Linked DNA regions of Homo sapiens: region 2 is linked to region 1. A link is a contact called in ENCODE Hi-C or POLR2A ChIA-PET data. All regions are on one chromosome and are shown on one strand. Each heading gives the region's core, a stretch centred on a gene start or an enhancer-like site at or near the end of the contact. The rest is flanking DNA. Distances are from core to core; before and after follow the strand shown. Region 1 holds the start of CTIF-AS1 (CTIF antisense RNA 1). Region 2 has its middle 26 kb from the start of SMAD7.

Region 1 (7,727 bases), core at 1,016-3,515:
GTGGGGCGGCTGAATCAGGATTAGAATCCAGGCAGTCTCACTTTACAGCCTTAGTTCCAAATGCTGATCTGCTTATGCAACATCTGTCTTCCCTCCTAGACTCATAAATCTATAAGGCCAGGATCTGTGCCTCCTTGTTGAATGAGTGAATGAATGAAAAGTTGTTACTACCCCCTTCAGACACCCTGGAGAAGTTGGACTTGTTGTGCTCCAAGGCTTTATGTCACTGGGGGGCTGCATCCCAGGGAACAGAGGCCCTTCCGAATGGCCTCACCCCAGCCAGCAGAAAGCCATGCTTTCTTTCAAATCCAATCTTCAGGTCTTCCGAGAGGCCCAGGTGGACTCAAGTGCCTGTGTGAGCAGTGTGAAGAAAAGCTAGTCTAGGTAGATGCTAGACTAGACCTAGAACTAGGTAGAAGCAACAGTTGCTCCCAGGCTGGGAGTGGTGAGTCTTCTGGCTACGGAGGTCAGAGAAGATCAGGGAAGGCTTCCTGGATGAGGCTCTTACCATTGTTCTTAAGGGATCTGGTCAATGGAGCCAAGATCAGAAAAGGCATGCTCAGCCAAGAGAATTGTCAGCAAAACCCAGAGGCAGATAAGGGCAGGATGCATCCTTAGACCTGTGAACAGACGAGTTTGGGTGGATTGGAGGTCTGTGAAGGGGGCAAGGTGGGAAGACTGTAGGGCCCAGAGCAGAAGTGGCCCAGCGAGCCGCCTGAATGCCAGGCTAAGCCCTCATCCCCATGCAGCCTGGTCAGTTGAACACAGTGAGAATGCACAGGTGATAACAGAATATTGACTCACATGCTCATTCATCCAAAAAGATCATCTCGACTTAGAAAAAGAGTTGCCCCATTATTAAAATTTATATTCTGCTAAGGGTAAGGCTCTAAAGCCAAACAAACTTCCAGGTGCCAATTAACTTCTCTTATCTCCGAGTCTCTTAGACTTGGCAAAGAGTACTTACCAAATCCCTACTGACACCCTGGGCAGCCCCAGGCCCTTTTCTCAGCCCAGGCCTGTCTGCTCCTCCAATGGGTGGCTGCTCCTCTGAGCACAATGCTAATTATGCCCTTAGCACAGCCCGATTCTTCTCTGAACAGTAACAGAGCTTAATTGTCTCCGGCCCAGCTGTCCCTACCCAGTTGGTCCTTGGTTACTGCATTCTGCCCAAACCCACTGCAGAACCAGCTGCACTCCCTCACCCAAAGGATAGCCCTCCAACCCAGCTCCTGCCACAAGGCTTCACTCCACCCCCACCCCCACCCCCACCCCAGAAGATGGGCACCTCTGTCTGGAAACCAGGCTACTACAAGTGTTGATCCTTCTTCAATACAGCATGCCAAGATTATCATGCAAAAAAGAACATGGTTTAAGCAAAGGTTTCTTCAAAATTCCGTGCTTGGTGGCAGAGGAGTGGGCCAGTGTGTCCCTTTTCTAAGTCCTCCAATGACCCTTGCTCGTTATTTATGCCCTCCCTGACTCATGCTCTGTAAAGTCTGAGGTTGGTAAAAGCCCCCTACATTTAAGAGGGCACCTGGTTAATGTAGGCATCCCATAAACAATCTTCTAAGAAGCTTCTTCCCAGTCTCAGGGAACTGTAGGTTGGCATAGCCTTGCAGATAATCTTGTGCCCAGTTGGTGAGCAAGCAGGGGCCAGTGGCTGGAGCGGCCCCTGGGCTCTGGGCATGGGGAGGCCCTCCTTCTGAGCTGATGGGTGGCCTCTGCAGCCGGGCCCTCCCTGAGCTTCCCTCTGGGACAGCAGAGAACTCAACCTCTCTGCCTAGGGCAGCGCCCTCGTGGCCCCGGCTCAGCCCAGCTCCTCTAGGGAATTGAGTGGCTGGACTGTGGTTTAGTCGCCCCCAGGGAAGCTTACCCAGAGGAGGAAAGGACTGTTTCGCAAGCCAGGCCCGGCGTTCTGAGCTGGCCTGTCCGCCCCTGGCATATGGCTGGGCCTGTTAGGAAATCAAGGAGACGCTCTGTCTCTTTCCAGCAGGCGCCACTTCTGTCTTGCCACTGCTTTGCTCGATTCAAGACGCTGGCTCGGGGGCCAGGCTGGTGGGCAGGCAGGCGGGCAGGCGGGCAGGCCCCTCTCCCACCAGCCCGGTGCCTGGGAAGCGCTCACTGTCTCCTCAGCCGGTGTTATCCCAGGGGTCCCGCACCTGGCTGATAAGGCCAGGCGGCTATCAGTGGCCATCTCGGGTGGGAGGGCAGGGTGGCTCTCAGGGAAGGATTCCAGACTGTTTCCTTCTGGGGCTGAGCTCCAACGCCCTTATCTCCTTTCCTGCCAGGCAGGGACTCCTCAGCGCTCACACACAAAAGAGAACTCCACCCAAGACGCACAGCCCCTACCTACTGGAAGGTGGAGGAGGCTTTGCCTCCGGTTTCATTAAATCTACCTGGTTCTCAATCGGGGGCAGTTAAGTGTGCACTCAGCTAATATCAATGTATTTGGTCCTGCCAGGGGGTGGGAGGGTTGGAGAGACGGGGACGTTCAAGTAATGGAGCTGCCTTGGTGGCTGTTTTCGAAGCTCCTGGACTTGTCAGTCAACTGAAACGTCTCTTGGAAGAGAAACAACCAGGGGATGGGCCAATGCCAATTACAAGATTCAGGGGCTGCGGGGATGGGGAGGTCAGGCCTCATGGGACTGAGTAGAACGAGGGTGGTGGGGCCTGAGTGTGAAAAACCAGGCCTCGCTCAGCCCCGCTCTTGGCTGCCTTGAAGCCTGTGAGGCAGGAGGCCTGGTGAGTATTATTCCCGTTTCATAGAACGCAGGCCTGTGGGTGGGAGTGCTAGAGGGAATACGGGAATATATTATAGAAGATGGGTCAACGGAATCCTTGAGAGGTCAGCCGAGCGCCCATTCCTGTTAGCGCGGAAGGGAGAGCCCTGGCCTCACAGTGTTCCCAGGATTAATGTTCCGCCTCAGAAGAGCAGCCTACCCCCAAGACTCTCAGACTTACTGCTGGGCAATGCTTTCCAGAGGCCAGGGCTGGCCTAGGTGACCCCACAGGGCCTTGTTCCAGCCCAGCAGTCGCTGATTCTACAGGCAAGTTACTATGGGAACTATAACTTTGAATTTCCTGGCTCTGGGGCTGTGAAAATCACAACCTGAACCTTCCGTTGATGTGGGTTTCTCGATTAATTTCCTGTTTGATTGTTTACTTTAGAGAGCGGAAAATGCCTTTGCAGGCAGCTAGCTCCCTCCACGGAGACACTTATCACACCCTGCCCCCACAGCCAGCAAGGTCAAGTCCAGGCCTCAGGTGGGTGGAGGTAGGGGCCAGAAGCAGGGGCAGGGACTGGGGGAAGGGGCTGGAGCTGGGGGCAGGGAGGAGGCTCAGCCAGAAGCAGATGGCAGCCTGAGCCCCCTGCCCTACCCTTCTGCTTGCCCGGGGTCCCAGCCTGGTGGATGTCGGGGCTGTGGAGGGACCTGTGATTTCAGAGACCTGTGAGCCTTTGAGGGGAGCCTCCCACCCACCCCAAGCCCCAGGACTGGCCCCTGGCTGCCCAAACTATCCCCTGTCTCAAGGAGCTCTGTTGTGCAGAGTCAGACATACAGTGCAGTCCTTCCTGGAGAGGGTGGCCTCAGTGGGGAGGGTCAGAGATTTCCCCCTAGGCCAGGCACTGCTGACTGGGCTGCCCAGTGCGGGGCTGGGCGTAACTGCTCTTCTACCCTTCTCTCCTCCATCTGCCCTCCCCAGGGCCCTGCGCTCCAGCAGGGAGCTGTGCCCAGTGTTCCCAGTGACCATAACTCCATCCTGTTCCCTGCGGAGTGGGGAGGGCTTGCAGGCTCAGGTGCCGCCTGCGAGCCAGGAGTTCTGATCTCCTGTGATGATAACCACCCATCTCTAGGCCATGGGACACTCGGTAGCCTCTCGAGCCCTCCTCCCCACCCCAGCTACCCAGCCCCTAGATGGCCCTGAGGCCCCATTTATAATGGGGGCCCTGAGGCACGGGGAAGGGAAATGGAATAGGCCAGAGGGCTGTGGACTACCCAGGGGATCTGGGAGGCCTGGGAAAAACTCCCAACCTCCCAGCACCCCTCCCTTATCTAGGTGACCGTATATGATCCACATCAGGGCAGTTTGGAGAGTGGAAAGGATGCTTTTACTAATGACTTTGAGATGACAGGTGAAAACTGGAACTATTCCAGGCAAACGAGATGTGCCATCACCCCACCTTTGGCCGGCCTCTCCCCATCAGCCTATTTATGTGGGCACTCACTGGGGAGCAGGAGTGAAGCTATTTTTCTACCTACTTGTGTGCTCTTGGAGAAATCATTTCCTTCCCTGTGCCTCAGTTTCTGTAGCTGTGACATGAAGAGCGTTGCAGTGGTGCCTAACTCAGATCATCTGGTAGAAAGATCAAATGGATCTTTAAAAACACACAGAGCACATAGAACAACCACTCAAAATATGTAAGCCAGGTGAGCATGAGGATTCCGAAGGTGCTGTTCACCCTCAGAGGCCCCCTCTCAAAAGGGGAACCTCAGAGCTGCCTTAGGCATTTCCTGTTCACTCCTCAGGAGGGATCTTGGACTGGGGGCAGTGAGCACAGAAGAAGCTTCCAGAAGGGATGGGGAGGGCCTAAAGGGGAAGCTGGGAGGCACTGGCTGCAGGCACAGCTGCTTCCCTGGAGTCTCAAACCCACCCCAGGGTCCTGGGGATTCCTGGCTGCAGGCACTGTGAACAGAACTAGCCCCTGTCTAGGCCACTAGCTGGAGCTTGGTCCACAGGAGAAGCCGCTGGAGTTGTAGCCCTGCCTTCTGGATCCAATGTCTCCAGAAGAATTTGGTGTCTACCCTGAGCCCCAAATTATATTTCCAGCCCCCGGGCCAGCTGTGGGATGAAGCATCCCCCATGTGACATCCACTGTCGCTACTTTGTACGGGGTGGTTTGCAAGCCCGGCAGGAAGGAGGCTAATTATTCCCTCTGGGGCGCCTGGTCCGCAGCTAGGGTGCCCGCCCGCCTTAGTTAGGAGGGCTGGCAGCCAGACCACAGGGCACAAGCTTGGACTGAAGGCCAGGTCAGAACCACAAATTTCCTGACATCTGACCATAACCACCATACCAAGGCTCCATGTTAGACTGGTGGAAAAGTGGCATGGGGGCCCATTCCCCTCTGCTGAAGGTGTCTGCACTGTGGGCAGGCAAGAGCGATTAACATAAAACAGCACTAATTTTGTAGCTTTGGTGCCAGGCTAGGCAACATTAGCATCTACACAAGCACCTATATCCATGGCCACACCAGCCCTTCCTCCCACTTCAGAGGGCGACACTACTCTTCTTTAAGGCAGATCTATGTACTTGATCCTTTCCTCCTTTCTGATTATCCTCTTCTCCTGCACTCTGGCACCTCACCTCTACCTTTAAACTGGCTCAAGACTCTCCTACTTTAACCACACCAGATTCCCAGACCATTCTAGGTGACCCTGTGCCAGTGTCTTTCCCCTAGCATCCTCCCCTTTTCTTCTTCCATAGGCAAGTTCCAAAAACAAAGAAAAGAGGGAAAGGAAGGAAGAGAAGAAGGGGGTTGGGGTTGGGGGTGGGGGAGAGAGAGAGAGAAGAAAGTACAGAAATTCATTCCAAAGAAAAAGAAAGAAATGGTGTGCTCTTTCTGTCTGCACTTCTGGACCTCCTTCACACTCTCCAACCCTGCGGGGCCCAGCCCAGGCTTCCACTGCCCCAGTAGCAGCACTGAAGTCATCATGGCAAAGGTCACCCATGCTCTTCTAATCACCAAATCCAGGGGACCTTGGTCATTGTTCGTTTTACTTGACCTCTCTGAGCTTTGACACTGGTGACCTTGTACTTCTTGGAACTCTTGGCCCTCATGACGCCATTTCCTCCTGTTCTGCTTAACTCTCTGACCACCCTTTTCTTCCTTCTTTGGGGATTCCTCTTCCTCCTCTCTCACCCTTTAGGCATTGCTGTGTTCAGGTTGGGAGCCCCTGCCGTCTTCTCTTCTCATTCCATGTGTTCTCCAGGTCACCTCACTCACACCAACGGCTTGACTAATCCCTGGGTGCTGATGATCCCAGATTACCATTCTCCCATTAGTCATCTTCCCTGGTCATCCCCAAGGACCCTGGACTCAGTATTTCTAACACTGAACTCATTCACTTTCCCTAAAACCACCTCCACCTGCCTTCCCAATATTGTTGATGGCATCATCACTTACGCAGTTGACCAAACCCCAAACCTGGGGGCTGGCCATCTTCTACCTCATCCTTTTCCTCACTCTCACTTCTGCCTCTTAACATATTCTGCCTCTTAAATATCCTCCTCCCTTCCTGCCAGCCTTAATTCAAGCCACCCCAATTTTGCACAGCAACCTTCTAACGGTCCCCCTGCCTCCAGTCCAAACACCACCCTACCTACATCTCCATGCTATGCAAGATAGGATCTTTCTAAACTACAGGTATTACTATGCTACTCTCCAGTTTAAAATCTTTCAGTGGCTCTCCAGTCCCTTGGGATAAAATCCAAACTCAGTACCATGGCATCTAGAGCCCTTAAATATGTGGCCTTTGCCTTCTTTATAAGCACATTCCACCCCCAGCACCATATATTTTAGGCATCTTGAAATACTTATTCATCATTGTACTCTGCTAGTGCACATTTTTTGCTTTTTTACATCTTTCTCATGCCATATGCCTGGAGTTCTCCACCACCGCTATTCCTTCTTATGCTGCAATGCCATATACCTAGCAAGTCTCTTGCTTTCCCCCTACTAGACTATAAATTATAAGTCTTATTGTTCCTCTTGTTATCCCTGTACTTACGTAGCATTTAACACACCATAGATATTTCATAAATGTTGCCGAGTGGATGGATGGATGGATAGATGAGTAGATGGGTAGATAGATGGATGAAAGGATAGATGGATGGATGGATGGATGGATGGATGGATGGATGGATGGATAGGTGAATAGACAGATGAATGAAAGGATGGATGGGTAGGTGGGTGGGTGGGTGGATGAATGGATGGATGGATGGATGAGTAGGTGAGTAGATAGATGGATGAAAGAATGGATGGGTGGGTGGATGGATGGATGGATGAATAGGTGAGTAGATAGATGGATGAAAGGATGGATAGATGGGCGGATGGATGGATGGATGGATGGATGAGTAGGTGAGTAGATGGATGAAAGGATGAATGGATGGATGGATGGATAGATACATGGATGAAAGGATGGATGGATGGATAGATAGATGAATGAAAGAATGGATGGGTGGATGGATGGATGGATGGATGAGTAGGCAAGTAGACAGATGGATAAAAGGGTGGATGAGTGGATGGAGGGATAGGTAGTGGCCAATACAGACAAAGAATAGGTAAAATCAGTTCAATTTTGTGAAGGCTCAGGTTGACCTGTCACCAGTCAACACAATTAAAAATTATGAGCTCCAGCCGGACATGGTGGCTCACACCTGTAATACCAGCACTTTGGGAGGCTGAGGCAGGCAAATCACGAGGTCAAGAGATGGAGACCATCCCGGCCAACATGGTGAAACCCCATCTCTACTAAAAATACAAAAATTAGCTGGTCGTGGTGGTGCGTGCCTGTAGTCCCAGCTCCTCAGGAGGCTGAGGCAGGAGAATCGCTTGAACCCGGGAAGCAGAGGTTGCAGTGAGCCGAGATCACGCTACTGCATTCCAGCCTGGTGACAGAGCAAGACTCCGTCTCAAAAAAAAAAAAAAAAAAAAATTATGAGCTCCA
Region 2 (7,727 bases), core at 1,625-4,124, 130 kb after region 1:
TTTGGAAGCAAATCACTAAGGGCAGTGCACCCTCAACGGGAGAGGGAATTAGGCTCCACTTCCTTCAGGGGAGTTTACCTACATACACAGATACGTAGTGTTTTGTCTACATGAATTATTTGAAATTATCTGCATGCGAGATTGTCTCTTCTTCTCCATGCACTTATCCAACCATGCCTTTGTATTAGCATGGGTTCATTCACAAGTATTTTATTTATTTATTTATTTATTTATTTATTTATTGAGACAGAGTTTCGCTCTTGTTGCCCAGGCCGGAGTGCAGTGGTGCAATCTTGGCTCACTGCAACCTCTGCTTTCAAGTGATTCTCCTGCCTCAGCCTCCCGAGTAGCTGGGGTTACAGGTGCCCGCCACCACGCCCAGCTAATTTTTGTATTTTTAGTAGAAATGGGGTTTCACCGTGTTGGCCAGGCTGGTCTCAAAACTCCTGACCTCAAGTGATCCGCCTGCCTCAGCCTCCCGAAGTGCTGGGATTACAGGCGTGAACCACCGCACCCGGCCCCTATTTTATATTTTATATTTGAATCTAATACTACATTATTGATTTTGTTGTTCCAGTTGTTCCAGGTTTGAGGCTGGGCCCTCTTTCAGGTTGGTCCCTGTGTCCTTCTGACATACCCACATCCCTTTCATCTTGAGCACTTTCTTACTTCCCAGAACCACAAGGTGTTCCGGACTCATCTTCAGCATTTCCAGCCCCAGTCCTAGGATCCGCCATTTTTGAACATTTTGAACAGAGCAGACTGGCCACTTTTGACCCCTTTTTCCATTAAGATGTAGGTAGTTCTCTTGCGGGAAAGAACCCAGCCTTATTATCTGGTGCAAGCCAGTCAATTGCAAGTAACTTGAAAGGGAGTTCAGTGTTTTACAGGGTGTTTGTTTCCATGGCTGGCATAGCTAGGACCTCACCTTCAGGCCCATCGCCCTTTCTCTCAAAAGGTTTTCAGTTTGCTAGAAGCCACTTTCCTCCCTCACTTTACTTAGATTGCAATGTAGACCCGCCCCAAGTGAGTCAGGCTAAGGAGTTGAGAGAATAATTTAGAGAGGCCCTCTTCTCCTCCTGCAAGTCCTTTGACCTGCCAGCCTGCAAATCTGCTATATAAAGATAGATAAGTAGCCAGCTAGCTACACACACACACAAACACACACACACACACACACACACACACACACACCCATATACCAAAACCGAGAAGGCTACGGAGAGAGGGCAGTGGAGGCATTCACTCTGAGAATTACTGTTCAAAGGGGAAAAACAGGGAGGCACTTGGGCAATCCAGAAATGCAGGTCTGAGCTGGCCTAGGGTTTTAGCAAAGGAGGAGTGAGTTCTTCAGAACAGGACCAATTAAAACCTTTTAAAGTAATTGTTCCCCTGCCTTCTTTCAAAGTTGAGCTCTAATCGTGGCCTTTCATTCTTCCCACCACTCCATCATTTTAAATTAACCTTGCGATTCCCTGCAGCTGCCTCTCACCCATCACAGACATGCTAATGCACGTGTGTGCTGCTGGGGGGCGGTGGGAGGGGACCCTGACACTAGCTTTGTGAAACAGCATCCCTGTGGGCTCTGTTCCACTCACCCCCCTACCCACCCTGGCAGAGCAGAGGGGAGGGAGGAAGGAAGCAGGCAGGTTAGCAGAGCGCAGGACCAGGCAGTAAAGTCTCCTAGCTGCGCTACCTCGCTACCTCGGGGTGTCCACATTACTCAGCCCCTCGGAGCCATGGGGGTGGGGAGGGCAGGGCCTCCTGGGACAGGACCATAAACCGTTTATGAATCCCTAAATGTCACACATCAAGTCGACATCACCTGTTCACCTTCATTCTTCTCTCCCTTTGTGAAAAGTCTCTCTTCGCATTCCCTCCGGGCCTCTCCCCTCCTGACCCTTTGGAGTAGGAGCCTTCAAAGCCCTGAAGGTTCCCGAGTGATGTGGGAAGTAAAGTTCTCAATGGAGGTCTCCTCCTAGTGAAAGGGCACTCTGTACTTAATGGAACTGGCCAGACCGTGAAGGTTACCTTGACCTTGTCTGCATGATAAATACAACTGGAGCGGGGCGGAAGGCACACCATTCAGAAAAGCAAACTGCTTGCATCTTCTTTATTTTTAATCTCACTCCATTTTGCTTCTCTGCAGGATCAAAGCAAGTTAAGGAGAGACAGCCTCTGTCTTTCAATCCTAGGGGCAGCTCGTGCAGTCGCCCCGCCGCGGCCACTCTCCTAACACGGGCAGAGGGGGCAGCGACGTGCCCCGGTCGCTCAGCCAGCTGGTGGCAGGGCTGTGACGGCAACCCAGGCCCCCAGACGCCTCTCCGCGTCTAGGCGCTTCCCATAATGGAAGGCTTCGCTCCATTAAAAGTTATTTTAGGGAATCCACAAGCCCACCGCCATCCCCCCCAAAGTGGAAATTTTATGTAAACGAGTCAAAATAAAGCAACAGTTTCTTAATAAGTATGTTTGGAGTTACACTCTGGACTAAGACGAGCCGAATCGGGCGAGGGGATGCGGACTTAAAGGTTCCAGTGTTCTTCTCCATACGGCAAGACTATTTTTAAAAATTTAAGGACGTCTTCCAGTCCACAGTCCACACCGCCTACACCCCCGCAGGTCAGACAGGCGCGAGTTCAGCCCGGTGACCCCGCCATCCTCGCGGCCCCCACCCTGGGGCCAGGGAAGAGGGCGTGGCCGACCCCAGCCCCCTCACCGAAACCGGGCCTGTCCCCTCCCCCATCGCGGTCCCGCACGGCGGCGGAGGGGCCGAGGGGTGGCGGCACCGGGATCCCGCCGCCACCCCGGCGCGCACGGAGGCAGGGTTGGGGGAAACACGATTCCTGGGGAGATTGGAGGAGGCGATGCCGCCGAGGCTGCGGGGGAGTTCTCCCGGAGAACTCGGGGGCCGGGTGGGAATGCGACCTCCAGGGCAGCTATCGCTGCTCCCCCGTAACTGCCGCAGGGACCCTCCCGGGGTGGGGGTGGGGACGCGGGGCTTCCGTCCCTTCCGGGCCGCGGAGGTGCAGGCCCGAGGGGCCCGTGCAGTCAGACGTGCAGTGTGCGCGGCCCGTGACTCAGCCGGGTGGCGACGCGAGGCCGGGGAGGCAGGGGGAAGGGGCGGGCGGGCCGGGCGCGCAACCGGGACCCCGCGGCCTCGGGAGAAGCGAGGTGCGCGCGCCCAGGAGTGGGGGGCGGGGCGGCGGGCGCGCGCGCAGCGGAGGCGCCGGGCGGCGGCGAGGGCCGGGCCGTATGCCGTCTTCCCGGCGCCGCGCTCCCAGAGCTCGCGCCGCCTCCCGGGGCGCCGCGCGGGTGGCGCAGGTAGAGGCCGGGCGGGGGTGGCAGCCACCCCGGGGCTCAGGTTCCAGCCGCCAGGCTTGGCCCTCAGCGGGCGCTGTCAGAGGGCGGGCCCGCGGGAGCGGGGCGGCGGCGGCGGCGGCAGAGGAGCGCAGGGCGGGCGGAGACCGTCGGGGTCACCTCTCCAGCCCCCCGCGGTGGCCGAGCCACCCGCAGTTGCGCTCGAGGCGCCGAGGCGGGGTGGCCGAGCGAGACCCGGGCCGGGCGCGGCTCGGGCCGCACAGCCGCGGCGGCGGCTGCAGACCTGTAAACCTTAATGACAGCAATCTTGCCCGTCTGCGCCTCTGACTCACGTGGTGACCCAGCCTCCAGTCACCCGGCGGCCGCCCTCCGGCCTCAGTTTCCCCCGCCGCCGAACAATGAAGCCACTGTGTCGCCGTTCATTTCTGAGCGCCGTTTCACACGCGGAGCGCCGCCGCCTCCCTGGGGAAGGGACCGAGGCGTCCGGCTTTTAATTATCCCCGGTGGGCGGGCGTGGGGAGGCCGCGCTCTGCTGGATAATTGAACCCTGGGACTATTCCCTCGTCAGCCCAAGCTCTTTATCTTAAGCCGTCCTTTCCTCTTCATCGTATTTAAATTTTACCCCTTCCTCTCCACGCTGGTGGGACTGCTTGAAAAACAATGAAATGGGCCGGTTAGGTGGCTCACGCCTGTAATCGCAGCACTTTGGGAGGCCCAGGCTGGGGGATCACCTGAGGTTAGGAGTTCAAGACCAGCCTGGCAAACATGGTGAAACCCTGTCTCTATTAAAAATACAAAAAAAAAAGGGGGGGGGGGAAAGAAATTGGCCGTGCATGTGGCGCATGCCTGTAATCCCAGCTACTTGAGAGGCTGAGGCACGAGAATCAGTAGAACCCGGGAGAAGGAGGTTGTAGTGAGCCGAGATGGCGCCATTGCACTCCAGCCTGGGCGACAAAGCGAGACTCCGTCTCAAAAAAAAAAAAGAAAAGAAAAGAAAAGAAAAGCAATGAAATGACTCCCCGCCTAGTTTAGGCAATTTGTGTTTTCCCGAATATCAAGGGTTCAGTCAATTTGCTCGCAACGAACTTGAGCCCTTCCTGTGGGCCAGGCCCAGTGTGCCCAGCACTGAAGCCACCGCTGCTCAGAAGCCACAGCAGGTTCTGAGGAGGCACAGCGGCGGAGAGGCCACCTCTTCCTGGTTCTGTTCTGCAGGCATAAAAGGGATCAGACTACTGACGGGCGAAGCTGAGTAAACCCCACATACATTATTATGCTGAGTGAAGAAGCCAAACACAAAAGGATACATATGGTGTGGCCCCCATTTATGGAAAACCCTAGAAGAGACAAATGTAGTCCCTAGTCCACCAAAAGTATTGGTTGTCTTGCGGTGGGGGTGGGGGCAGTGACTGGGATGAGGACAAGGGAATTCTGGGGGTGATGGAACTGTCCCATATCTTGATTCAGTCTCTGGCACCTGCGACCGCAGAGCACTCCCCACCCACCTACCGGCCTCTCTGGACCCTGAGACTTCAGGTTACTGAGGAGTCAGTAACCTTCCCCACTGGAAGGCCTTTCCCCCATGGCCCCTCACCCCCCATTCCTCCCTGGCCCTGGGTGCCCCATTTCCGGGAGCGGTTATGTGGATGGAAGTATACAGTTGTCCCAACTCATCCAACACTGAATGCAAAATGGGTGCATCATACTGTATGTAGGTGGTACCCCAAGAAAGCTGGCCGAAGCCCTAAGGGTGTGGGAAGCCAGGAGGCTAGGAGGCTTGGTGAGGGTAGCACTTTGGTCATGGAAGGGGATGGAGAGGAGAAACGTTGCTTGTTGAGGTCTCCAAAGAGAAGGCGTCACATGTTTTATGGAAATCTTACAAGCCCCAAATGTTACTATTATTATCCCCGTTTGACTACTGGGGAAACAAACTTAGGCTGAGTGAGCTGCCCAGCCTCCCTAACCCTGTCCCTGGCAGATGGTACTGAGAGGATCTGTCTTCCTCTCTCAGTGGACACGACAGATTCATCGCTGTGTGGGGGACACCGAGTGTGAGCGTCAGGGTCAGCAGCAGGGCCTTGGAGGCAGAGGGGACCCTGTGAGAATCCTGCCCTCTTTCTAGTGCTGTGACCTGGGCCATATTGGCTTCTCTCAACCCCAGGCCAAGTCCTCCCCTGTGTAAGATGGAGAAGGTCCCACCTCGGGCCTGGCGTGAGGAGATGAGGGCGCTTAGGTGGGTGCCTGGTTCGAGGCGTGCCCGTGGTGTTAGCTGTACCTCTGTGACCTTGGGCGAGTCCCTTCCCTGTAAGGGCCGCAGTGTCCTCATCTGTAAAATGAGAGGGTGGCTTTAAAGTGCCTTCCACATCCTGGTATCCTGGAGTATTTGGAGGGGCCACGGGGGAAAAGCAATGGAGGAACTTCCGGGGAGGGGCAGCAGGTGCAATTGAAGGAAGGAGGTGTCCCGGGCATCCCCATTGCTTCTGTGGAACCCAGGAGGGTGAGGGGTCTGTGGGGTCGTGTTCTGACCCATGTCCTGCACCATGAAGGGGAGATTCCTCCAACACCATGGCTGAGGGGGCCGCAGCATTGCTGGAACTCATCAAGGGCATAGGGGGTGGGGCTTTGCTCCCTTAGGAAGCGGCCTCCTCCACCGTTGGGCAGTTCCGGTTTCCAGAACATCATCCTTGTGTGGACCCAGCATCTCCCCCAGATCTCTTCTGAGCCTCCGACCAGGCACCTCAAGCTGAGGGCATCCCTTGACCAGGAATATTTTCCTCGGCTCAGTCTGTCCAGACCGTTCCCTCCCTAACTAAGGGATAGTCCAGAGTTCTGGAAGGAAGGGCCTTCCTGAGGGGAGGCCAGCTGTGCCTGCCCACTGAGGACCTTCAGCCCGTTCTCTGCCATTGCAGACCCCGTGTCGGCCCCACTCCCAGGGGCAGGCGAAGGCTTGGCCACTGAGACACCTGAGTTTCTGGCTCTAGGACGTGGCACCCTCACAGCTAGGCCTCCCAGCTCTCCCTGCACAGAGGCCACCCAGCCTGGGAGGCTTGCAAAGTGCAGCACAAATTCACACACCCCACATCACACACACCCACACACAGCACACACACATACACCACACGCATACCACACTAATTCTCCATTCTCACACCATGTACACACAACGCAACCCTCTCCAACCACACATACCTCGCTCCCTGCGTGTGTGCGTATATACCACATCCCCCACCCCCACACAACACACAACACAACCCTCTCCAACCACACATACCCCGCTCCCTGCACGTGTGCGTATATACCACATCCCGCACCCCCACACAACACAGTCACACTCTATACCCAGAGAGTCTCACATGTAGCACCCAGGTTGTGTCCTACACAAGGGTGCCCAGCTGAGGGTCTGAGGCAGCTCCCAGGGTCCTGGGGCAGGGCTGGGCACCTGGAGGGAGGAAGGGTGCCTCCTAACTGGCATGAAGGTGCCCTGTGCACTGGCTGAGACTCTGGCACCCATGACCACAGAGCACTCCCCACCCAACTCCAGTCCTCTCTGGACGGTGAGACATCAGGCCCCTGAGGACCCCCAGCCCTCCCTACTGGAAGGGCCTGCCCCATGCCCCACTCCACCATTCCTCCCTGGCCCTGGGTACCCCACTAGTGAGTACCTGGCTCCAGGCACAACTGGCTCTTCTCTCTCCAAGCCCCTCAGTCTCTTAGTACCTGGACCATTCCCTTCATCCCCCACATGCTTATGGGGCACCTGCTGGTGCCAGGCCCTGGCTCAGTGCTGGGGAGCCAGAGGGGACAAAGTCACACTCATCCTCAGCAGGCATCTGCCATCTACACACCAATGGCCATGCCCAGGGAGCAGGACTGTGGCAGAACATCCCTGGCAGCTGTGGGAGCCCCCTGACTAGGGAGCAGTCAGGGAGAGCTTCCTGAAACAGGTGGCAGTAGACAAAGGCACACGCCTTCTAACTGCTGTGACTCACTGCACGCTGATCTCTGCCCCCTCTCACCACAAAGGGAGGCCGTGGTGTGGAATAGAGACTGGGCTTTAGTCGCAACCTTGGGAAAGTGTATCAGCCTCGGCCTTAATGTCCTTGTCTGTGGGATGAGAATTTCAACACTGCCCTTGCAGGAGAATAGTTGAGGTGGCATAAGGTGGGTGCTGAAGCCAGACAGACTACCTTCAGTCTCAGCGTCGTCACTATGAGCCATGCAACCTTGGGGAAGCTAGCTTCCCTTTCTGGCGCAGTGTCTTGTCTGTAACATGGGAGTCCTAACAGGAAGTCTCTCATAGAGTTATTTTGAGTATTTAAAGCATTTTGATTTGGAAAGGGTTTAGAATAGTGTTTGGCCCACAGTGAGCACTATGTGTACAGAATATATGGACATGCTGAGCAGTCCTGTAG

What was found. Hi-C counts contacts between places; a loop is a spot of excess contacts on that map. ChIA-PET counts read pairs that join two places held with the same protein, here RNA polymerase II (POLR2A). Pooled maps may share reads with other maps.
Region 2: a loop to region 1 is called in a pooled map, with 2.3 times the contacts of the local background. The contact joins the enhancer-like site here to the promoter of CTIF-AS1 in region 1. A Hi-C loop is called at or near these places in 1 of 168 maps with a recorded cell type or tissue (naive thymus-derived CD4-positive, alpha-beta T cell) and 7 of 50 pooled maps. POLR2A ChIA-PET finds 5 or more read pairs at or near these places in 5 of 52 experiments (BJ, CD8-positive, alpha-beta memory T cell, H1 and 2 more).

What each region holds. Positions count from the first base shown.
Region 1 is chr18:48,839,613-48,847,339 of GRCh38, forward strand. CTIF-AS1 (CTIF antisense RNA 1) reads right to left here and starts at 2,266. Exons shown (of 3, transcript XR_935449.3): 1 at 1,877-2,266; 2 at 509-620. All of the region lies in intron 10 of CTIF (cap binding complex dependent translation initiation factor), which reads left to right. RefSeq lists an enhancer at 4,926-5,426.
Region 2 is chr18:48,972,762-48,980,488 of GRCh38, forward strand. No RefSeq gene overlaps it. Among named protein-coding and RNA genes, the nearest start is that of SMAD7, 26 kb to the left of the region's middle. RefSeq lists silencers at 2,974-3,093, 3,194-3,493, 3,524-3,643. Within about 2 kb of position 2,875, at least 24 of the 41 ENCODE cell types and tissues checked have a DNase peak (open chromatin) inside an H3K27ac peak, as active enhancers do.